2 separate regions of the Homo sapiens genome follow, and region 1 is linked to region 2. Evidence: chromatin loops called from intact Hi-C (ENCODE). Cell type or tissue: heart left ventricle. All regions are shown on one strand. Each heading gives the region's core, and the rest is flanking DNA. Links, peaks and the distances in the headings are about the cores only. Region 1 overlaps PAQR5 (progestin and adipoQ receptor family member 5). Region 2 holds the start of GLCE (glucuronic acid epimerase).

Region 1 (11,834 bases), core at 2,246-7,245, 230 kb before region 2:
GGTCGATTGAGACTCGAGACTATTGTATTTCAATCCCCCAAATACTCATGAGAGTCTTTTGGTTTATTTACTTAACTGAATCGGAGAGAAAAAGGAAAGAAGAAAGGAATGGGAAAGGAAAAGAAAGACAAAAAATCCTATTAGATAATTGGTATTCTTTCTGGGGTAAAATGTAAGTACAGTTGACTCTTAACATGCAGGCTAGGGGCATTGACCCCCTGCAGTCAAAAGTCCATGTACAACTTTTGACTCCCCCAAACTTAATTACTAATAGCCTCCTGTTGACTGGAAGCCTTACCTGTAACAAACTGCCAAGTAACACATATTTTGTGTAGGTATTATATATTGTATTCTTACAATAAAGTAAGCTAGAGAAAAGCAAGTGATATTGAGAAAATCCTGAGGAGGAGGAAGAAGAAAAGGGGTCGGTCTTGCTGTCTCATGAGTGGCAGAGGTGGAAGAAAATCCATGTAAAGTTCCAACCCATGTTTAAGGGTCAACTGTTTAGTGGATTCACACTGGAACTCACTTTTTATCAGCACATCCACTGAACTGGTGCTCCTAATTAAGGCTTTAAGGCCTAGAAATCCCTGGAAGGCCTTCTGAGTCATCCAAAAGTATCAATGATGGCCACTATACTGTTTCAGAGCTAAGTATAGTTTTTGTATTATTGTTATAAAGTCATAGTAGCCACCACTTACCGAGGGCAGCAGGCCAGGCCTCTTACATGCATCATTTCACCTGAGCCACAATTATCATAAGGCAGACTCTATCTTCCCCATTTTGCAGGTGAGGAAGGTGGGCCAGAGAGTGACTTGCACATCACTTAGTGAGAAGTGAAGTCAGGATCTGAATCCAGGCAGGCTGATTCCAGCATCAACATCACCACTTAGAACTGGACCTCCCCTTCCCTCTGCCCTCCTCTGACTCAGCCACATGCCAGAAGCACACGATGCTTGTCACAACACAGGACTTGCACTGCCTGATTTGGAGGTACATGGGACAGAATTGCTCTGTCTGCTCTTGGTTTCCTGTGTGTGGTCTGCGCCCTTGAGGAAGGAGTGAGGGGAACGGGCTGCAGCCCCATCTTTGGCGCTCTCCCAGACCCACAGAGGCAGAGCACAGAGAACGTGCTCAATGCCCCAGCTGCTGGGTGGAGCTCAGCCCCTCCCCTTGTCCCTCAGCCCTGCCATCTGGGCTTTATTCTTCAAGCCCACAGGACGCTGCCTCTAGGAGGGAGCTTCACTCACCGGGTACTGGACAGGCACCGCAGAGCCTATCAGATCCATTGTTTTCCCCTACAAAGGAGGCCTAGTACCCTTATGTACAGATGAGGAAACTAATCTGAGGCTTAGAGAGTTGTGTGTCCTGCCTGAGGTCACATAGCCAGTGAGCAGTGGGGCCAGAATTTGAACTCAAGCCCGTATGGTTTGAAAGTGCGTGGACTTTCCCCTTCTAGTCCTACTTGTTGTCCCTCCTACACTCTCTTCCTTTATGCTCTCCATCTCTTTCCCATCGCTCCTTTAAGACCCTCATTCATGCCTTTTCCTTCAATACTAACAGTATACTACTTGATGATGGAACAATGCATTCCCGAACTCTTGCTACCAGTCAGCACTTGACATGTTCCCCGTGTAATCCTCCCCACAGCCCATGAGGTGTTATCAGGCCCAGCTTACAGATGAAGGAAATCGAGGCATAGAGAACTGGCCCAGGGACTGACAGCAAGTATTGGAGACCTGCCTGCAGAGCTCGCTCTCCTGCTCACTCCACTCAGCCCCAGGCTGCCTGTTCTATGACGTTCCCGAGCCCCCAGTCATATTGTCAGTCAGGGCCTCTGTGCTTATGTCATCTCCTAACCACTCCTCAAGTGCCACCAAGGCAGCACCTGGGTGTGGGGGAAAGAAAGATATATCAGACTGTTACTGTGTCTATGTAGAAAAAGGAAGACATAAGAAACTCCATTTTGATCTGTACTAAGAAAAATCTTCTTATTTATTTTCTCAGTCTCTCGTCCCACCTGACGAGAAATACCCACAGGTGTGGAGGGGCTGGCCCCCTTCACCTGGGTCTCGACTCCTGTTTTGTTCTGCGGTTCCCATTGCAGTGCTGTGACCCCCCAGAAGCTCAGGAAAACAACTGACTTCCTGGTGTTGCCAACAGGCAGAGAGGAGATGCAGCCAGTCCTTACCCTGTAGAAGATGGGGAGGGAGTCCCAGGTGTACGGATAAGCAAAGGCGAGGACACGAATCACCTTACAGAGTCTGGGCTTCTGGATTTCAAGAAACCTAAATCAGGGAAGGAAAGTGGGGAGGAAATGGAATGAAAAGAGTCTCAGCAAATTGCATACGCACATGCATGCACACCGAGGGCCTGGTCATCAACAGAGGACAAGCATTTTTCTACAAGCTCCTGTGGCCAGCAGCTTCTCCACCAGCCTCGTCCATTCCTCCCACCCCAATGGAAGTGACAAAACTTCAGATGCAAAAAGATCTCCAGGGACACCATCTCCTGACCATGGGAAGCAGTGGTGTCCAGACTAAGCCAGAAAGGAGGCGCTGGGCAGAAACCCTTCAAGGGCCAAGTTATGTAACTGCCAAAGAACCTTTTAAAACTCTAGTTGCTACAGGGACAGGGAACGGGTAGGGGGAATCGGGGGATCCACTGCCACAGACTCTTGGGGGGCACACTCTGCAGAGGCTGAGATGCACCCATCTAGTTGGAGCCCAGGTATTATCATGCAGGAGACCTGGGTTCAAGTAGGTGTTTGACCCTTGGAGAGCTTTCTGGAATATTTATACCACACACAGGGATACTTGGCTTGGGAAAACTAAATAAACGTGAAGTCTTTCCTTCTCTTCTTCATTGCCACCCTCACCCAACCTCCAATCCAAAGACAGCTGACAGCAACATTAAAACAAGTGATGCTGATTGTTGAGAAGAGAGGCAGGTCCCCCCAGACAGAACATGACAGGGCCTCAGCTGACTTGGGCCCAGCCTGGGGCAGCAGCTCAGGGTATGGGGAACTGGGTAGCACAGACAGCAGGCTGCACACTGGGAGGACATGGGGAGGGGCAGGGAGGGTCTCTGCACAAAATCACAGCCCTGAACTGAGGCCTGGGTAAGGAAGTGCTCATGGGCCCTGGCTGGGCCACCAAGGCCAGGTAGTAGGGACAGGTAAAGTCCCCACATCAATGCTGAGGTGTACTGTGGAGGGCTGTGTCCTCCCTTGGGGCCCACAGGGCTGCAGGGTAAGGAACCCAGCACAGTGGATGCACAGCCACACGCTGAGGCTCTTGGGATGGCTGTTCTGATGCAGTCTGTAAAGGCAATGCATGCATCTGGGCCCTTTCAGCCTTTGCTGACAGTTCTGCCCCCTATCACACTGGAGGGATGGGGTCTGTGTCCTGCTGTGGCTCCTATCTCTGCTCCCAAGAACCTCGGTCCCAGTCCACAAGCCTGTTCCTTCTCCTTCAAATGCCATCTGCTGTTTCCTCTGAGCCCAGACCGATTTCACCTGGCCAGGCTGTTCATATCTCGTATGAGCCAGTAAAGCCACCTGACCATAAACCCAGCTGCTGCCTGTATCTCTCAGCATGGAGTATGCAGGGACTTCCACATTGGGCAGTTAGGGAACCCTCCTCAGGCAGGTGCCAGATCTGGTCAGGCCTGGATCCTGGGGACCCAGCACAGAAGCAGGTCTGAGGATGCGGACATTCTCCAGGCTATTGTGCTCCACTCAGTCCTCAGGGCAACCGAGCACAAATGGCCCACCCGGAGATTCCTGTTTCAGGAGAAAGGGACACCACTGTGTGCCCGGAGAAGCCCCACAGCCTCCCAAGACAAACCCCAACTTCACTCCAGCCCACTTTCGTGTTTCTTCTTTCCTGACCCTGCCTGTAAGTCATACATGGTACATGGCATGTACCAGGTGAGAAGCTCAAGGAGAAGGAACTAGGATGCATCATCCCCCCCGAAAAAGAACCAAACTCCCGGAGAGGTGAGGCAGCGCAGCACTGTGATTTTATGTGGAGAGCTTGATTGGGACACACTGGGTTCAAATCCTGACCCTGCCCTTCACAACCACGTGACCTCGGCAGGTCACTAACCTTTGTGTACCTCCTGATCCTCATGTGTAACACAGGGACAATGACTGTGCCTTGTCACAGCCTCGTTGTATGGATTTGATGAAACGATGCTCCCGAGGTGTTTAGAACTGTGCATGGCACAGTCGCACAGACTAAACAGCAGCTTTTAAAAACACATGCATCGTGGAGCTCCATTCTCTCCCCATCCCCACCTTGTATCTATGTTGGTCCAGATAATAGGAACAGGAGGGAACAAATAGGTTCTGGGTGATTTGCCTGAAGTCAGATGAGCCAATAAGAAGCAGAGCTAGGATTTAAACCCTGGGCTTTCTGGCCCCCAAGTGTCACCCCCTCTGTCTCAGGCAGTAGGCTGCGCAGACTCAGACCCCGCCCGGCCTTCACCCTTCCCTGCCCGCTCTGCCCCTGGAGCAGAGGGCACACACTCCTGCTATCCCGAGAGCCAGGTATCTGCCTCACCGGCCTTCTTAGTCCTCCGGCAGACCCTGCCCTGCCGCGGCAGGCCGCCCCCTCCTGCCCTGTGCCCTGCCACCGCCTGCCGTCTCCAGGTTGAGAGGCTCGCTCTTAAAGGGCCCCTGTGGCCACTTACACGCGAAGAAATCTGGCTGTGGCTGGCGAAGGCCATCCCCCAAAGCATGGATTTTCTGTGACTTGAGACAACATTTCGCTCGGCCTGATAAAGTGTTTCCCCAGGGGCAAACGGACCAGCCTCTCCAGCTGCAAAGCCGGGTCTAGAGGGAAAAGAGAAGGAGAAAAAGCAGAAGAGAAGAGAGACAGCAACAGAGAGAAAAAGGCAGAAGGGCCAGTAGCTCGGGAGAGGGGCCGTCCGCTACCAAGTTGCAGTTCCGCATTAGGCCACGCGATGTCGCCACAGCCAGAGCAGAACCACAGCCGCAGCATCCTCAGAGGCGCCCCACGTGCGGCCCCACAGCCCAGCCTGCTCGGGCTTAGGGCAGTCCCGCACCAGAGGGCTAAGGGGCTGCTATAGAGGAAGTGAGGTCTCTGCTCAGAACGAGGTTGGCAGGACACACTGGGTTACGGGAGAAGCCTTCGTTAAGAAAGGGTCGATTCAACACAATCTGACAAAAAAGCTGGAAGGATTGGCAACTGGAATTCCGGAACTAGGGCTTGAAACTAGCGGGCCTTTGGAAAAATCATTCTATTGCAGAGGCGCACGCACGAGTGCACGTGTGTGTGTACATGGGGGCGGTAGTTATGGTTGTTTTATTGTGTAGGAGTTGTCTTATTTTGGAGAACTGCAGGGATGTAGACATTTCCCCATGCCCCTAACTGGCTATAGCAGCACTTTATCCTCTGGCCAAGCCTCTGTCTGAGAACCATGTCTGCTGAGCCTTCTACCTCCAGCGCTGACCTCAAACCCCTTCCAGGTCAGCTCCACCCCTCTGAACTGCCTCAGCAACTGCCTCTAAGCTGTCCTTAGAGCAGAGCTCATGGGTGAAAATTAATCTCTCGCCCTCACTGCTCTGACCAGGAGGTTTTTCACTCAGCAGCTCTTTGAAAAAAAAAAAACAAAAAACAAAAAAAAAACAATCAATGGTTGGATGCACTGGAAGGAGATGGACAGTGATTTGTCCATACAGTACTTGCTGTGTAACTGACATTCCTGAAGGGAGTGGCAGCCGTTTCCTGTGCAGGCATGAGCAGGCCAGGGCCTCGGCCACCCCCACCTTGCTCCAAGAACCACGAAGAGGGCACGCATTCTCTCATTTCCCCTCTCAAATGCTACAGAATGAGAAGGCAGTTTTCTGGAACATTTTCATTTGAACCAAAGTCCATGACAATAAGAACCAAAAACCACTCAGGGGACGACAAAGCTCTCTATGTTGAGATTGGCCTTAATGGTCTGCCTTGTAATGGAACGAATGCCATTTCAACCCTGATTTTCGGGCAAGCATCAGATAACTGTCAAGCAAATACTGAGGTTCCTGGTCTCCCCCAGGAGGTCTTCCCCTCCCTGGAGGGGAAGGTGGTTCTCTCCCGCTCCTGCCCAACTGCAGCCGGATGGAGCAGGAGGGAGAGGCAGGGGTGGAGCCTGGGGGAGGAAGACAGCTGGGAAAGGAAGCTTGGAGAAGACACTAAGGCATCGACATTGCACGATGCCCAAACCAGAGAGGACCCAGAGGGTATTGTCTCAGATGCCCTCATTGAAGACGTAGACCCTGAGGCCCAGAGTGGACAGTGACTGCCCTGAGGCCATACAGCAAGTCTGGGGGAGCAGGGTTGAAATTCAGGCCTCCAGATACCCACACCCTCCTCTCTACCCACTTCTTCTGAAATTACTCAGGGCCAGCATCACTTCTGCACACGAGTCAGCTTTCTCACTCTCCAGACACCAAAGGCAGAGACAGGGAATGAAGAGAGGGGAGGACAGGCCTTGTAAGAGCAGCAAAACCATGGGTCAGGGAACGTGGAGCGAGGACGAGGTACAAAGGGCACTGGAAGGGCCACATGCCCACTCTACCTTTGGGTGCAAGAGTGTGGCATGTGCCCCCTTCCTCCTTTTTGATTCCAACATAGCCCCTCACCTCCCTCTCCCCTCAGCTCCCACTTCAGTTGCTGCTAATATGCCTGGAAACCCCTCAGGGCATGGAAGCTGAGTGCGTAGGATTTTTTTTTTTCCCTAAGAGATTCTCATCCTTCATGAGCAAAGGGCCAGTCCTCATAGGACCCACAGGCCCCCAGCCCACCATCCAAGCCCCTCTGTAGCTGCTCTCCTCCATCTACTCTTGCAGACTCTGGCAGCTCTAACACACCTTGCTGCTTCCCCACCCTGGCCCACCCTCTCTGTAGTCCTCATCCTTGTCCTGGCTGGTTGCTATGTCCTCCTCTTCAGCTAAAGTGTTCTACCTCCTTCAATATCCAGTCCTAAAGCCACTTCTCAGAACCCTGTGTATACCGGCAGGTGTCATTCTGCCTTATCATTATTTGTTTACATTACACTCCCTCCTGCTACACTCTAACGGAAATCATGGCCTCATGGACCTCTGGGGGCATCTGCAGTCTGTCTCTCCTATGGCACTGGGTGCTCTCTGAAGGCAAGGGCATCCTTCTGGCACCCTCAGCTCCTAACGTGGTACCTGGAGTATGGCAGGCATTTAAGGAATGTTAGATGGGTGGGCGGGTGTGTAGATGGGTGGATAGATGGAATAGGCACAGATGTACTCCATAAATAAATAACCCATTTCATTGGCAAAGGGAGAAGCCCCCAAACTCAGGCACCCAGGAGATGTCTGGCAAAGCTGCCCTGACAGATAAGTTCCTCCAAAGACACCAGGCATGCCACATCCAAAAGACCCCATCCGTTATATCTGAACCATCAGGGAAGACTCCTGGCTAGAAGAAAGTAATCTAGGCTGGGCAGGGTGGCTCACACCTGTAATACCAGCACTTTGGGAGGCTGAGGAGAGTGGATCATCTGAGGTCAGGAGCTCGAGACCAGCCTGGCCAACATGGCGAAACCTTGTCTCTACTTAAAACAAAAAAAAATAAAATAAAACCAGCAAGTGTTCTAAGAATTTGAATTATGAGCTCATGGGGAAGCCATCTTGGATCATTCACTCTGGAGACAATTTCTTTTTTTTCTTGGCTCCACTGCCCGGGCTGGAGTACAGTGGCATGCTCTCAGCTCACTGCAACCTCTGCCTCCTGGGTTCAAGCGATTCTCCTGCCTCAGCCTCTTGAGTAGCTGGGATTACAGGTACCTGCCACCACACCCAGCTAACTTTCGTATTTTTAGTGGAGACAGGTTTTCACCACATTGGCCAGGCTGGTCTTGAACTCCTGACCTCAGGTGATCCACCCACCTGGCGCTCCCAAAATGCTGGGATTACAGGTGTGAGCCACTGCACCCAGCCTCACTCTGGAGACTTTCTTCCACACTCACGAAGCCTTCTCTTCCTCCTCTGCCCCCTCAACCTGTGGTACTCTCCCTGTCTAATCCTAAATTTCAAACGCCAGAGCCACACAGCCCTAGGAGAGCGAACCAGATGGGGCAGTGACTGGTCCAAGGACCAGGTCCAAGAGTGTCCAGGTTCCTGGACCATGGCCAGTCCACAAGCCCATGCACCCAGGTCTCCGGGGCTTGCTTCATCTCTGCTGGACTTGTTTCCGCAGGGTTATTACTGTTCTATATCTGTTATACCTCCCTTCATCCACGGCAGGGACTCCTAGAAACAGACTTTCACTCCCATGGAAGGCAGCTCCACACTTCCAACCCACCTTAGCGCAGGTGAATGGAAGGCGAATTGGAACAAGTATTCCCAATGCTGTTTCAGAATCTATCCTTCCATTTAAAAATAAAAAACAGAAACAAAAAAACTGGTTTGTCCTGTTTGTGAAACTTGCCTGCTCTCCCTTGTGAAACTTGCTGGCCCCACACATCCCAAGTGTCACCCAAAGGAATTTGGAGACAAAATCATTCTGGAGAAGTTACCAGATGGGGCATATCTCACCTGCCTGTTTTTTCCTGGGGAGAGGGGGGCAAGTGGAGGCAGGGAGACTCCACTGGCTCGCTGGAGTTGCCATTGCGGGAGGACAGAGAACTCAGATGTACCTGCCAGCTTACCTTTCCTGACCAGCACGAAAGGCCCCCAGCCCAAAAGTACCAGCCTTGGCCCTATTCAGCCAGGGCTGTCACCCCAACACAACCATTTGGGAGATTTCCTGAGTATTTTAGGGAAAAGGAACTTTCAGGCAGTTCACTTCTACAAAGAGCTGAATAAATTGGTGTAGTTATCCCCATAACAACATTCTCTGCACTCACACCCCCATGAGTTTTCTTGAAAGAAAAAAAAAAAAAACAGTGGGAATTAGAGCGCGTAAGCTGGGCCTGACTCACTGATGAGGGATGCATAGGGCATTTGAATAACACCATCATCCATCACATATGCCCAGAGGCAGACACACCCAGTCACCATTAGTGACCACACATTTATGGGACATCTCCTCTGTGCCAGGCTTGTGCTAAGTGTCCTGGGTACATTACCTGTAATCCTTCCATTTGTCTTAGGGGTATTTGTAATGGCCTCATTTTATAGATGAGCAAACTGAAGTTCAGGGTGGATAAGCCACTTGTCCAGCAAATGGAACCAGCTGCATAATTTGTAAAGCCTTGTACCGAATCAAAGAGCAGGGACCTCCCTGTTCAAAAATTATTACAAATTATTAAGAATGCAGCAGACGAGCCCAGGAAGGCGAGGCTACAGTGAGCTGAGATCGCACCACTGCATTCCAGCCTGGGCCACAGAGAGAGACCCTGTCTCAAAAAAATAAATAAATAAATAAATAAATAAATAAATAAATAAATAAAAAACAGGTCAGGCACCATGGCTCACGCCTGTAATCCCAATACTTTGGAGGGCCAAGGTGGGTGGATTACCTGCAGTCAGGAGTTCCAGACCAGCCTGACCAACATGGTGAAACCCTGTCTCTACTAAAAATACAAAAATTAGCTGGGCGTGATGGCGGGTGCCTGTAATCCCAGCTACATGGGACGCTGAGGCAGGAGAATCGCTTGAACTCAGGAGGCGGAGGTTGCAGTGAGCCAAGATTGTGCCATCACACTTCAGCCTGGGTGACAGAGTGAGACTTTGTCTCAAAACAAAAACAAAAACAAAAAAAGGCAGCAGAGTATTAAACCAAGTATGAGACTCTCTGAGCATGGAGGCCTGGAGCTTGCGTGCCCAGGAAGCTGGTTTTGCCAGCATAGGAAGTCCACCTGGAACGGAGTCCTAGGTTCCCAAGCACCTTTTCCATTGAGCCCACCTCTTCCCCGGCTCCCTCAAAGAGTGCAGGGAGCTGCATGCAAGACCCTCCCTCCCCTCCCATCTGAGGTCAGAGCGACCAGTACCTGGAGTAGCAGGAGAGGCCTGTGCTGAGGATGGTGTTCAGTACAGCCAGGGCCACGTAGTAGTCATGGAAAGTGGTGCACATGAGCGCATCCGGGAACGTGTATGCAGAGTAGGCAATGGCTGAGCCTGGGGAAGAAAAGCCAGCCTTGGGAGAGGAGCCAGGCCTTGGCACCACATGGGCCCCTTGCAAAGACTGTCCCCAGCATCTGGCTTGGCCCTTATCATTCCCACAGTCCTGGCTCTGCGCCCTCGCTGGTGCCATTCCCCCTTCTAGGATGTCCTGCTTTCTCTTCTCTGCCCACCCAAATCCCATCCTGAGAATTTACTGTGAGCCCAGCTTTGCTCCAAGGGCTTTACATGTATGACCTCACATAATACTTCAACCATCCTCCTTCATAACTCTGCACTTATCCTCATTGTACAGATAGGAAGCAGAGGGATAGAGAGGTTTAATCACTCGCCCAGGGTCCTGCAGCTAGAGAGTTAACAAAGATGGGTTTCAAACCCAGACAGGTTAGTGACAGTCCCTGCTTTAGCCACATGCTGTGGTCCATGACGACAGACCCAGCGAGCTGAGCTCTACTCAGAGTGTGCACATCTCACCTGCCCAGGGACATGGGTGCTCCTGGTAGAAAGATCAGTGCTGGAGGGAGGGCCCTTGCTGAGACGAGGATGTCATAGCAGCAGCTGGGAGACAGACCAGCTGAGAGGTTGGGTGTTGCGTTGTGTTTTAGGTTTTGAAGTTTGTGAAAGAAGGGTTGCTTAAGGACCTTCTAGCGACCTTTTTGCTGAAGCATTTATTTGGAAGAGCAGGGGAGATCACTGTCCTTTTCAAAGGGGCCAGGTGTGCTTCAGCTGGGGAGATGGGCCTGGACCTGCACCCTCACCTCCTGAGGTCTCCCCTAAGGGAGGCAGCCCAAGGCCTGATGGCCATGCCTAGGTCACCTGTCATTCCAAAGACATCAGGAATTGTGGAGTCCTAGCTCAGGGCTGAACAAGGCTTTGGGCCATACAGGTTGATCTGTCTTTTATCCCAGTGACAGGTGGATCTAGCAAAGCTGGCCACACAGGCAAAGAGGGTGAACACCAAAGCCTCCTGGTCCCATACTCCCAGCTGCAGCAGGCAGCCCGCGAGATTTCAGTGGGAAGCTGCCTCCAGAGGGACAGGCAAGCCCTTTGTCTGGCCCCATACTGGGAGGGGGTTCCCTGCTGGACTGGGATGCATTCGCTCAGCAGATGCCAACTGGGGCAAACTGTGGGCCATGCAAGAGCCAGGGAGCTTCTGACCCTGCCCAGAACCGCAGCCAGAAGCAAAAGACCAGAGCCTGAGTCAGGTTCCAGTGTGGGGCAGGCTTTCGGGATGGGTGGAGCACAAGGCACAGGAGCTGATCTTGGAACAAAGCCTGGTAGGTCATCCCGGATTCTGACAAGAGCCTGAGGGCAGGGAGGCTTTCAGCTTTGGATGCAGGCTAAGGAAAGGAAACTTCCTCTTTCAGGCACTAAGGGAGCCACTGAAGGATTCTGATGACCAAAACCTAGTGAAAGCACACAGGATGGCCTGAGGGAGGAACCCCTGGAAGCCTGGGAGGTGGCAGGAGGGCGCTACACTGGTGGGATTGAGGGCTTTGACAGGGAGGGAGGAGGGAGGCAGGGGCAGAGGGTGGAGCCGGGAGTCCCAGATGGAATCAATGGCTCTCTCAGTGGACTAGATGTTCCTTCCGTGTTTCCTGAACACTTCCCCACATCAAGCACTGGGCTATGGGCTAGAAAAACAGATTGGAAGCATCTTCTGTGCTCCGGAGTTGTTCTCAGCAATGGAGGTGTGCCAGCATGGCTGGCAGGCTGGGGATCAGAAGAA
Region 2 (11,834 bases), core at 4,482-9,481:
AAGCAATCCTCCAACCTCGGCCTCCGAGGTAGGTGGGACTACAGGCATGCATCACCGTGTCCGGCTCTTACACTTTTTTTTAGTAGGAGTAGAAAGACAATAAAAATCTAGAGTATGTTGGATAGTGAAAAGCACAAAAAAGAAACAAAGCAGGCAAGAAGGATAGGAAGAGTATGTGTGGAAGAGATATTGTCATTTTAAACAAGGTGACCAGTAAAGTTCTCAGATAAAGGATAATACTTTAATTAAGACCTGAAGGAAGTGAAGGAGGGAGACATTTGGATATCTGAAAGAACATGTTAAAGACCTCATGAAACAGTGAGGAGTGTGGCTGAAGGAAAGTAAGCAAGGTAAGATTAGTAAAAGCTGAGATTTAAAAAAAAAAAAAAAAAACTTTTCCCAAGTCTTTTTCTCTTTCTACACCATTCCAACTCTTCATTTAAAGACTTAAGTAGAAACTTTTCTATATAGAAATTTCTGTAACCACTAGCCCAGCCCACATTTACCTAATCTTCTGAGCTGCTAAAGTTATACTACTCATGGTTATCTTTATACACTACCTTGCAATTAGATATAAACTGCCTTCCGCTCCCAAACAGACCAAGCTTCTTCATGGCAGTGACTAGATTTTATGCATTTCTGTATTCCTATTAGTTGGCCCATGGTTGGCACTTAAATGATAACTGGTAAGACTGATGCTAATAACAACTCAGCAGGCATAAGATCAGTAAACTGTGGACAAATTTTAAGAAAGAAAAAGAGGAAGGAAAGGAGCCAAGATTAGGGAACCATGTGCTTCAGGCACTGGCGTGTCTCCATGTGTCATGATCCAAAGTCAGGATTTTCTCTGATTGTCCTTAAGACTCTCAGATCCTCAACATTACTTTTATAAAAAGTCATTCTAGGCTTTTGCTTCTTCCCCTTGAGGGGGAAAATCAAGCATCTGGTATCCCTTTCAAGCAATAGTTTTTGTTTGTTTTGTTTTGTTTTGTTTTTTGTTTTTGAGATGAGTCTTGCTCTGTCACCCAGCCTGAGTGCAGTGGCGCGATCTCAGCTCATTGCAACCTCTGCGTCCCGGGTTCAAGCAATTCTCCTGCCTCAGCCTCCCGAGTACCTGGGATTACAGGTGTGCACCACCACACCTGGCTAATTTTTGTATTTTTAGTAGAGACGGGGTTTCACCATGTTGGCCAGGCTGGTCTCGAACTCCTGAACTCAAGTGATCCACCTGCTTCAGCCTCCCAAAGTGCTGGGATCACAAGTGTGAGCCATCGCACCCGGCCTTTTTTTTTTTTTTTTTTTTTTTTTGAGACAGAGTCTAGGTCTGTCGGCCAGGCTGGACAATCTCGGCTCACTGCAACCTCCGTCTCCCAGGCTCAAGCAATTTTCCTGCCTCAGCCTCCCGAATAGCTGGGATTACAGGCGTGTGCCACCACGCCCGGCTAATTTTTGTATTTTTAGTAGAGACGGGGTTTCACCATGTTAGCCAGGCTGGTCTTGAACTCCTGACTTCAGGTAATCCGCCCGCCTCGGCCTCCCAAAGTGCTGGGATTAGAGGCGTAAGCCACCGCGCCTGGCCTCGAGTAATAGTTTTATAACACCAGTGTTCACAACCAGCTTAACAAAGAAAATCTTATAGACCAACTAACTGTGTGATCTTCAGCACCCCATTCCACCACTCTTGCATGTGTGCTTCCTCATATGCTAAAGGAAGGAGTTGGATTAAATGGTCTCTAAAGTCCAATCAATCTCAAATTGTCTACTTTAGCTTTTTTGGAAGAACTGAATGGATAAACTTTACAACCTACTTCTTCAATTTACAAAATGAATTAAATATGTTAATAATTTTAAACACTGAATAAGCAGTCATATTCAGAAAACAGTGTAGTATTAGAAAAAGCATAGAGTCTGGAGACAGTCAGACCTACATGTAGTCATAGTCTGCATCTTAGTAGATAATGACGCTGAGCAAATTATTAAATGTTTAGGATTTATTTTGAAAATGAATGGCAATGTATGTAAAGCAATTATTAAAGCCTATATAAAAACCTGCATACATCAGCTACTATCATTTTCCAAGTAAAAAGCAGCCAAGGTAAAATATCTACCAAATAATGATGTCCAAGATTTAAAACACCCAAACTAGTTAATATCTCTTCTAGCAATTTTAGAGATAAGGATTAGTAGTTGCCTCAAAATTCTACAAGACTTTTCTGCAAGTTTAACAGTGTAACCATCACCTCTTAAAGTGCGAGAAGTCTTATTTCTTAAACACAAAGCTAAGAACTACCATTCTCATATCAGCTTATGGTCACAGGGCAAGAGAATAAGATACTTTAGAAACTCCCAAATTTTAGGAAAACAGGATAAGACTGAGATTTGAGTTTAACTCACTTCTGACATCATGAACACATCAATCTTGGTACTGAGAGTTCAAACATGTAATGATAGCCAACTATGCATAAACAAGCAACAGGAAGTCAAAAAGTAATAAGACAAATATAAACCTGCCTTTGAGTCCAGGAGGAAAGAGAGACTTAATTACAACACATTAGTAAACACAAGAGAATGAATGAACATGATACAGTGAGTATATAACACCTAGGGTTGGGAAGAGGGAAGACCAGAAGACTTAAAAAGCAGACAGTAAAGAAAGAAAAAAAAGAAAAAATGGTAACTAAAAAAGAGCTAAAAAAAAAAAAAAAAAAAAAGCAGACAGTGCTTACGTTGTATCTTAAAAAATCAGTAGACTTTGCCAGCAAGACAAGAGAAGGAAAGACATCCTAAATAGTGGAGAGAACATATGTGAAGGCTCTGAGTCAGGAAACAGTATGGCTCATTCAGTAAACTGCTCGTATTAGTACAAGTGCAGCTTTAGATTTATGGTGGGGGAAATGCATAAGATTAGTCAGATGATGAAAGGCCTTGTAACGATAGAGAGTTGGGCTGATAAAGTATGGGCTTTAAGAAAGAAGGGCAGGGAGAGACAGCATCAGGAAGAGAAGAATAGCTAGTGGATGCTGGGCTTTATACCTGGGTGATGGGATGATCTGTGCAGTAAATCACTATGGCACATGTTTACCTGTGTCACAAACCTGCCCATTCTGCACATGTGCCCCTGAACTTAAAAGAAAAGTTGAAAGATAAATAAATAAATCTCAGTAACATTTCTAAGAAAGAAAGAGAAAGAAAAGAGAAAAGAAACAAGAAAAGAAGCAATGAATAGATTTGCACTTCAGAAAAATCACCTTGGCAGTAATGTAAGGATGGATTAAAGGGGATCAAGTCTGGAGGCAACCACTAGAGACCTCATTCTATATCCAGAGTTAAGTAAGGACATATTATTATATAGATAATCTACTACAGAACCAGGGATTGGAACTAAAAATAATAATGCTTTAACAGATAAAGCTAAATTATCTAAAGAAAATCACTCACCTTCATGAATCTATATTCTGGAATTAAATACTTGCCATGTACCTTTAAAAAGAAGAGGCTTCTAAAATTAGGTATAATATGTAAAAATTACATGGAACTAGTTGTTTCTTGAGAACTAGCTACTCTTAAGGTATCTCTTCCTTTTTGTACATACAATACTTCAGACTTGCAACACAAAAACTCTAAGTGTGTGTATATGTATCTTTTTATACACATATTTTATATATTATACATATTATATACATATATGGCATATGTATATAACAACATACACATGTCATATATGTATATATTAAAGCAAAAGTATATATTATATATAAAATGTATGTAAGTATAATTCATATATGTATATATGAAAACTGGGGCCCTGAAAGATTAAGGAATTATCCAAGGACACACCATGAGTAGCACAGTGAAGACTGGAATTCATGTCTTATGATTTCCTTTCTAGAAACTGCTTTAGTATATCATATTTATGATTCTAGAACTCTGAATGATAATTCAAAAGACACTTTGGTACTGTCATTTTCAGCAGTGTAATAATGAAACTATAAAATTATTTGTATGGTTCGTATGCTTCACAAGCAAAATATATCTATCAGATGTGTATATGTTTGACAAAAAGAAATTTCCTGAAGTCTGTACCACAATAAGAATACCTATTCCCCCACCCTATTCTCCTCTAGGAAATCTAAAAACTTCCTTTTGCAAACTCAGGAAACAATTAAATTTGATAAAAGAAAGTCCTAAAATTAATTTATCTTTACATAATTAAATATCCAACAAACTTAACATGTTTTAACATTTTACTTAGGTCTGTGTCTTTTCTTATTTTGTTGTGCTACCCACCCCACCCTGCACACCCTTATAATTTTCAGATACTTGAAATACCCTTTTCCTTCATTAGTATACACGGGTACAACTGGCAATACTGACAAAAGCCTTATAAATACTGTACATTTCACCATTTGCATAGTGACTGAAATGTTTTAATTTTAGGGTTTCTCTAACTTGTACTTAAAAGTAATGTCTGCTCATTGAAATAGATTCAAGTAATATAAAACTATAAAATTAAACCGCTCTCTTCTATGCCTCTGCAACTCCCTCCTGAAGAATCCAAACATGGTTAAGTCTGATGTGTATCCTTATAGGCTTTTGTATGCTTACGTAGCACAATCATCTACAAAGAGTCAACATACATTTAACACCTAAAACTCTACTGATTGTAATTTAATCTTTCTTTACTAATTCAGAAGGCAGTTAACTATTTTGCTTGGTTTCTTATTATCACAACACACATCAATCGTATCATCATTCAGGGGTTACTAAAAAAAGAGAGCTGAATCTTAAGTACCTTGTGTATTTCTTCCTTAGCAGTATCACAATTTTTAACTGTATTTATTTGTTTTCTTCCTCTCTCTGGACTTAAAGGGGAAAGTCACATGACAGCTTTAATCAGTGTACATCCAGCGCTGTGACACCTAGCAGATAATCAAATATGTGTTGACTTATCAGTCTATGCCTTACTTAGAAATGATGAAAGCTGCTTTTTAGAAAAAAAAAAGTTTCTGAAACCTGCTTAATTTGTTCTTTGTCTTTCTCTCAAAAAAAGGAAAAATAAGATCTGCTTACAGGTTTGGGGGCTGTCATTCCAACCAAATATCTGCTCAAGCAATCAGTTGTGATAGCTGTAAATGTCAACCAGGTATTTTGGTCTGAATAACAACAACAACAAAACTTATTTTAAACCCTTCAAAGTCTTAAATATTGCTGTGCGGGATTCCTTTGTTTTTCAAAATGATGTAAAATTCCAAAATTAAGTACATTATCCCTAATCTGTCTGGTTCTAAGATCAGAAAAAATGACATCTTTTAAAAAAAATTGTATCTAAGAGGCCTGGCATGGTGACTCACGCCTCTAAATCCCAGTACTTTGGGAAGCTGAGGCTGAAGGATCACTTGAGGCCAGGAGTTCAAGACCAGACTGGGCAACAGCGCAAGACCTTGTCTTTAATTAATTGAATAAATAAATAAATAAAATTAGTGAGGCGTGGTGGCACATGCATGTAGTTCCAGCTCCTCTACTGGGGGTGGGGATGGGAAGCTGAACTGGGAGGGCTGCTTGAGCTTTGGAGGTCGAGGCTGCAGTGAGCCATGGTAGCGATGCTACAACCTAGCCTGGAAGGCGGAATAAGTCCCTGTTTCAAAAGAAACAAACCAAAAAACAAGAAAAAAAAAAAACTGACACGAAGAAAAAGACTAAGGCAGGCAAAATTATTTGCTTTGGTATACTCAAATTTGTCTGTTAACCCCAGATTACATATTTACAGAACAGCTCTGAGTACGGACTTCACTGCCTGCCACATTAACTTTCATATACAGGCCTCTGTGATAGAGTAACTAACCAAAAGAAATGTCAGGCAAACACATAGGCTTTCTCACCTATACGCTGTTTTTTTTTTTAACCAATACACATACATACAAGTCATTTTATTTAAATCCCACCTACGCCTACGCTAGTTACCAAAACCTCTGTAATATCCAAGGCTAAATACACTTTTACAATACAATGAAACTGTTAAGCAGAATTCTCTAAAAAAGCTCGATTAACCATCCTTACAGGTCACAGAAAACGTTTTTGCAGAGTTCTAGCTTTGGGATTTCAAATTCCATTGTTTTCTGGAGGCTGAATTTGACGTTATCCCTCTCTACAAATGCTTTTCAAAGGACAGAAAGAAGCCAGACAGAACACGCTTCCCTGCACTATCCGACTCTGCCTAACATTCACTCAGGCAAGACTTCAGAACAGATCTAATCATGCAGGATGAGCAAAGCAGACCACCACCTAGGAAAGCAAGCCAAAATCAGTCTTCCCCACCCTCAACAGATTCCAGTTGCTCAGGAGCTGTATCCACGCTCAACCTGCGGACACCGGCCTCCTAAAGAACCTGCAGACCAAACGCCCACCTAAGGTGCTGCCACTCTAGCTCCCGGAGCTCCAGCGAGACCAGCGCGCCCCCACAGGGATCCCGGGGCAGAGAAAAGAAAACTGCAGAACAAACGCACTGCTTCTTCAACTAGGCAACAACACCGATCAATCCTCCAACTAAGCATTGAGTAAATCTCATCCAGAGAGAAGGAGACCTGAACAAAAACGTTTCAGGATGCTGCCCAGCCTGCGCGGTAGCACCAAAGCCCTCTCCCGCCCTCAGCGGACCCAGCGCCTGCGGAGCCGCGCCCACCCCGAGAGACTGCCCGGGGGCCAGCTAACTCGCCCCGTCGCCCCCAAAAGACTGGAGACCATGCCAAGTTACCGCCCCGCTCCGGGCAAAGCAGAAACCCCGGCCAGACGCTGGTCGCCGCTACACACCCTCAGCCCCCAACAACCCCCCAAGGCGGCCCCGGCCCCAGCGGAACGGATACATCGCTCTCTCACCCGGAGACACCGATGAACAGACCCCTCTCCCCAGAACCCGGACACACTGCTTCTTCATCCCAGCAATGCGAAACGGACGCCCACGCCCGCTCAAAGAACCCCCAAGACCCCGATGATCTGCCTCCAGAGACAAGGTTTACACCGGTGTAAACCTTGCTAAACTGCATTCTCTGCCCCAAAGAGCTCGGGACCCGGGTAAAAAGACCCCTTGTCCCGGAACCCCGCTACACCACCTCCAAGAAGCTCAAGACCCTGATAAATCTCCCTCGACGTCAAAGACCTAGGACCCCGTGTGCCGCCACCCACCCCTACCCCAAGCCGGAAGAGCCCCCAGGATCCCTAATACATTGCCCCCTCACCTCGGGAGCTCCGGCACCCGCTACACCGCCCTTGGGCGCCCGCGCCCGGATCCCACTGCACCGCCTCCTCGCCCCCCGGACTCCCAAACCCCGCCAAGCCTCGCGCCCACCAGGCAGCGCCGCGCAGCCCCCAGAGCCGCCCCCGTCAGGAGCCCGCCTGCTCCGGCTGCTCCGTGTCCCCGCTCCCCGACCGCTCCTCAGCGGAGACGCGCTCCGGGCTTTCTAACCTGAGCAGCGTCGGAGGGCGAGCAGACACGGGAGCCCTGAGGAAGAGAAGGAGACAGCAGAGAAGGGGTGGCTCAGGCCTGCGGTGCCGCAGCTCCAGCCTCTCGGCAAGGAAGCGCTTGTGTGAGGAGAGCCCTCCCGCTCCGCGCGCAGCCGGGAGACCGAGCCACCGCCGTGCCCGCAGCTCTTCCCGCGAGATCCCAGCCACGGCAAGGGGCGGGGCCACGGCGGGGGGCGGTAGCGGCAGCTCCTCGAGTGACAGTCCTGGCAGCCTGTCGGCTGCAGGACGGGCGGCAGGACTCGGAGTCTACTACGACCAATTGTAAAAAAGGAAAGGTGATTCTCCCCGCCCCTTCTCCGCCCCTCTTCTTCTCCGCTCCTCCTTAATAAACTGTGAGCAAAGGTAGTAGTGACCAGAAGTAGTAGGAGGCAGTGGACTTTCGCGGTAAGGTAGCTCGAATGACGTGACGTGCTTGGCTTGTGTGTGGTCCTGCTAGGCCGCCGTAGATACACCTGGTTTGGGGAAGAGGCTGGTCTTCACACCGGTGTAAACCGAGGTGCGGTTACCCTTGGTTACAGCGCTGCCCGAAGTGCGCTGGGGATTCCCATCTTCCAGGTTGAAGGCCCACCCACTCCGGTTACCCGCGTCTAAACCTCCATTTAATTCCTTTCCCCGATTTGGGCCTCTCCTCCCTCTCCACCTCAAACAGGGCACCATTGTTAAGATGCCCATGTTTTCCAAACCCCAACCCAGGACATCTGGTCTGACAAAGAACTCGTCTGATGACTGTATTTATTTCTACATACAGCCTTCCAGAAGAATGAAAAGCAAATCTCGAGTTACCAACATAACAAATTCCAAAATTAATGAAAAGTCGTACCTTTATAGACCCCAGTGCCCAGTAGTATTTGGCACACCCAGGGCACTGAATAATGTGAAAGGAATGAATTAAGACTGTTAAATATATGCAAATCTCGAGTTACCAACATAACAAATTCCAACATTACATGAAAAGTCGTACCTTTGTAGACCCCAGTGCCCAGTAGTATTTGGCACACCCAGGGCACTGAATAAGGTGAAAGGAATGAATTAAGACTGTTATACTTAAATATATTAAATCTGGACCTGGCCCCAGAAAATTCGGCTTTCCTAGCCTTTCCTCTATAATGTGAGCCAGTGGCTTCACCCTTAAATCCAGGCTCTTCATTATTATGCCTATCCTGTACCTTCATTCATCTTACCCTCTTCACTCCCTCACCCACAGCAAGAAGTGCCCTTTCTCCTCAAGGTTAAATCTTGCACCTGTGCCCTGGATCCCAGCCATTCCCAGATTTTATTCAGCTATTCTTTCTTTCCCCATTATTAATTTCTTCCTCTAACCTAAATCTTTCTCCCACAAACATAGTCTCGCCCATCCTTTGAACAGAACAAAGCCACCCAATCTCTTCCACCCAAACTACCTTCTCCTTTCTCCTAGGAATCACACTTCTTGGGAAACATTATATTTGCTGCTGAGCACTGTGGCTCATGCCTGTAATCCCAGCACCTTGGGATGCCAAGGTGGGAGGATTGCTTGAGGCCAGGAGTTTGAAACCAGTCTGGGAACATAATAAGGCTCCCCTATATGCAAAAAATAAAAAACTAGCCGGGTGTGGTGGCACACACCTATAGTCCCAGCTATTCGCGGTGGGGGAGGCGGGGTGCTGAGATGGGATGATCGCTTGAGTGTGGGAGGTTGAGGCTGCAGTGTACTGTGACCAAGCCACTGCACTCCAGCCTGGGCCACAGATTGAGGCCCTGTCTCTAAATAAATAAATAAAAGTATACTTGTTGTCTCCACTTTCTCATCTCTTATTTTTCCCACTACAGCGTTGCTTTTGCTCACACAATCTGCTATTCTTTCAATGGTTACAAAAGACCTCTTACCTTCTAGAATAATGGTCTATTTTGGGGTATCTTTCTCATGACCTCTCTCAGCTTATTGACAATGCTGACATCTCTTCCCTTAGTAGCTGCCTAACTACATTCTCCTGATTCTTTGGCAACTCTTCTTTTTTTTTTTTTTTTCCCTGTCCCTTGTCCTGGTTTGAAAACTTGCATATTTATGTCTCCTTATCTTATAGCCACACCTTGTGCATAATATGAAAAATGGCCACACACAGTTGCACACTTTGAGTGCCAATAAGTGGCTGAGACAAAAGCTGTTAGAAGAGTCCAGAGGAGGAGACATGGCTGTGAGGCTTGAGCTGGGTCATAATGAAACACTACGTTGGCCATATAAATCCAAGGCAGAAACGGAGGCCTTTCAGAGGAGAAAAATAATGTGAACCTGAGCACAGAGAAAAGGATGTGGGCTGAGCCTGGGCTGTAGGTCGACAGGTTTGACAGATAGAAGATTCCTGCAGAGAGTAGCGGGAGGTAAGATTAGAGAAAAATCAAATAGTAAAAGGCCTTAAAAATCAGGCCAAGCCGATTTGACTTGGATTCCATATTAAATGGGGAGCCGGGACCAATTTTAATATTTGTAGGGACCATGAGAAGGCTACACATGGAGACCCACATACCAAATGTCTAAATATGTGAAAGTTAAAAAGCTAACAAATGGAGTACTAAAAGCATTATATCCTTTCACCTTGACAAATGTACTTTCATAACAACTTGGAAGACCCAGTTTGAATTGAGAATTCTGAGACTTCTCAGAGCTCCTTGCTGGAACAAGGCAGGTCAGAGAGAACTGCTCCCCACATGGAGCAGCCTTTACCCTTTGCTTCCCATGGCCCCTTCAGCCCTACAGTGCCAGGTACCCTCCACTCCATGAACGCACTAGCCCACATGTCCAAGCTCTGTCTTCACTTTCTCCCCTCCAAAACAGTCATTTCTTGGCTATTCCACAGGTCCAGGGGTGCATATCTCAGGATCTAGGGGAGAAGCCTATGCAGGCTCTGGAAGTGGCTCAGAGCCATTTGGGCAGGGAATACTGGCTCCTGGGTACCTGATGTGAGGTCTGAAGGGGTACAGTCACCTCCAGGTGGACACATTTCTTGGCTTAATGGACTCCTCAGATGTAGGAGCACAGCTGGGGAAGAGCCAGAGCAGAGCCTTTAAAGGGAAGCCCTGCCTGTCTGCATCTAAAGGTGGTAGCAGCAGAGCCACTGAATTTCTTGGTAGGGTAATGACATGTAGAGTTGATCTATACCTTGAAGTATAAATATGTGCATTTTCTGTTTCCCACACCCTCTGCCTTTGCACGAGTATCTTAATAGCAAGAATGTACTGGAAAGACTCTATCCTTTTCTCCAATGCTCAATTTCATAAATTACACCATTCTATGATTCCCTTGTTAATTAGTGCATCAGAAACCTGGTAGTCTCTAAATGTGAGAAAATAGAAAAGCTATGAAGTGCTCTCAGCCTGGAATCAAGCTTGAAACACTTACATTTGACTTCTAGATAAAAATGCTTTGGAAGTAGAAGCTTTTGGAGAGGCCCATTTGAAGGGTACACAGGCAGTAAGAGTACTCAAAAGGCAGTGAGCTGCCACGGAGGGGGGCACCCCTCTCGCCATCTGTCTTTATGGTGCGATGTTTCACTCTGTGGTCTGACAGTCATGCTCTGTTCCCGCAACCTCTCCATCTGGTACCAAGTGCTCCCTTCCTCATGTTTTGCACTTAGAGCCACCAAGGGGCCAGAACCACTATGGTCTCTGTTTTAGCTATCCAAGCCTAGAATTCTGCCTGTGGATCCTGCACGTCTCTCAGCAGTGCTGCAGATAATTTTAGTGTGAGGCTTTGGCACTTGCTTGATCCCAGAACTGGGATCTACTTGTAGCCTCACTGTCACCATCTGTGACTGGCCTTTGCCAACCTGCAGAACAGAACTAGCTAGCTTCTTACTCAGGTCTTACCATCTGCTGCCTGCATTCTGACCTATTAGTCTAAGTGAGCACAGCCAAGCAGTTCTATCCCTGTTCAGAAGCCTTCCTGGTGTCCCATTCTCTGAGCACTCCCCGAGTAAAGCTACCTCCTGGCCACTGCATATTCACAAGGGCACAGAAGCCAGTATTGTTTGAAAATCTGGCTCTCTCAGACCGAATTTCCACTTCATCTTTTTAGAGCTTTGGGGACCACCTATTTTGTTAGGTTGGAAGCATGAAATTCTCTGTAAATTACCCCAAGACTGAGGGAACAGTACTTATCTGTCCATTTGCTGACTCCAGACTAAACCCCTGACCTTGATTGGTTTGTTCATCTGTATGTGTTTTGCACCTAGCCAATCATAAAGGAGGGAAATAAAAGAACAGTGGCAGTTTAAAAATATGTCCCCAAATTATTTGATATACCATCTCTCAAAAAGTAGGCCTCAATTCCCCTCACCCTG

The links. Peaks named below come from ENCODE experiments on the same cell type or tissue, not always from the same donor. Only the 100,000 strongest peaks of a DNase experiment are listed, where the experiment ranks them.
Region 1: a loop joins it to region 2, with 4 times the contacts of the local background. A loop is called at or near these places in 34 of 110 quality-filtered maps.

The regions. Positions count from the first base shown.
Region 1 is chr15:69,387,922-69,399,755 of GRCh38, reverse strand. PAQR5 (progestin and adipoQ receptor family member 5) reads right to left here. Exons shown (of 9, transcript NM_017705.4): 6 at 9,976-10,102; 7 at 2,192-2,288. KIF23-AS1 (KIF23 and PAQR5 antisense RNA 1) reads left to right here. Exons shown (of 2, transcript NR_132971.1): 2 at 2,008-2,852. Among named protein-coding and RNA genes, the nearest start is that of KIF23, 21 kb to the left of the region's middle. RefSeq lists an enhancer at 10,737-11,381. In heart left ventricle, for the core only: CTCF peaks have their summits at 4,757 and 4,964; DNase peaks (open chromatin) are centred at 3,107 and 4,985; H3K4me3 peaks cover 326 bases.
Region 2 is chr15:69,156,383-69,168,216 of GRCh38, reverse strand. GLCE (glucuronic acid epimerase) reads right to left here and starts at 7,582. Exons shown (of 5, transcript NM_015554.3): 1 at 7,460-7,582. It also overlaps the pseudogene LOC100421574. RefSeq lists silencers at 7,203-7,312, 7,513-7,722 and an enhancer at 7,420-7,920. In heart left ventricle, for the core only: a CTCF peak has its summit at 6,455; DNase peaks (open chromatin) are centred at 6,436, 6,716 and 7,676; H3K4me3 peaks cover 2,634 bases; H3K27ac peaks cover 849 bases.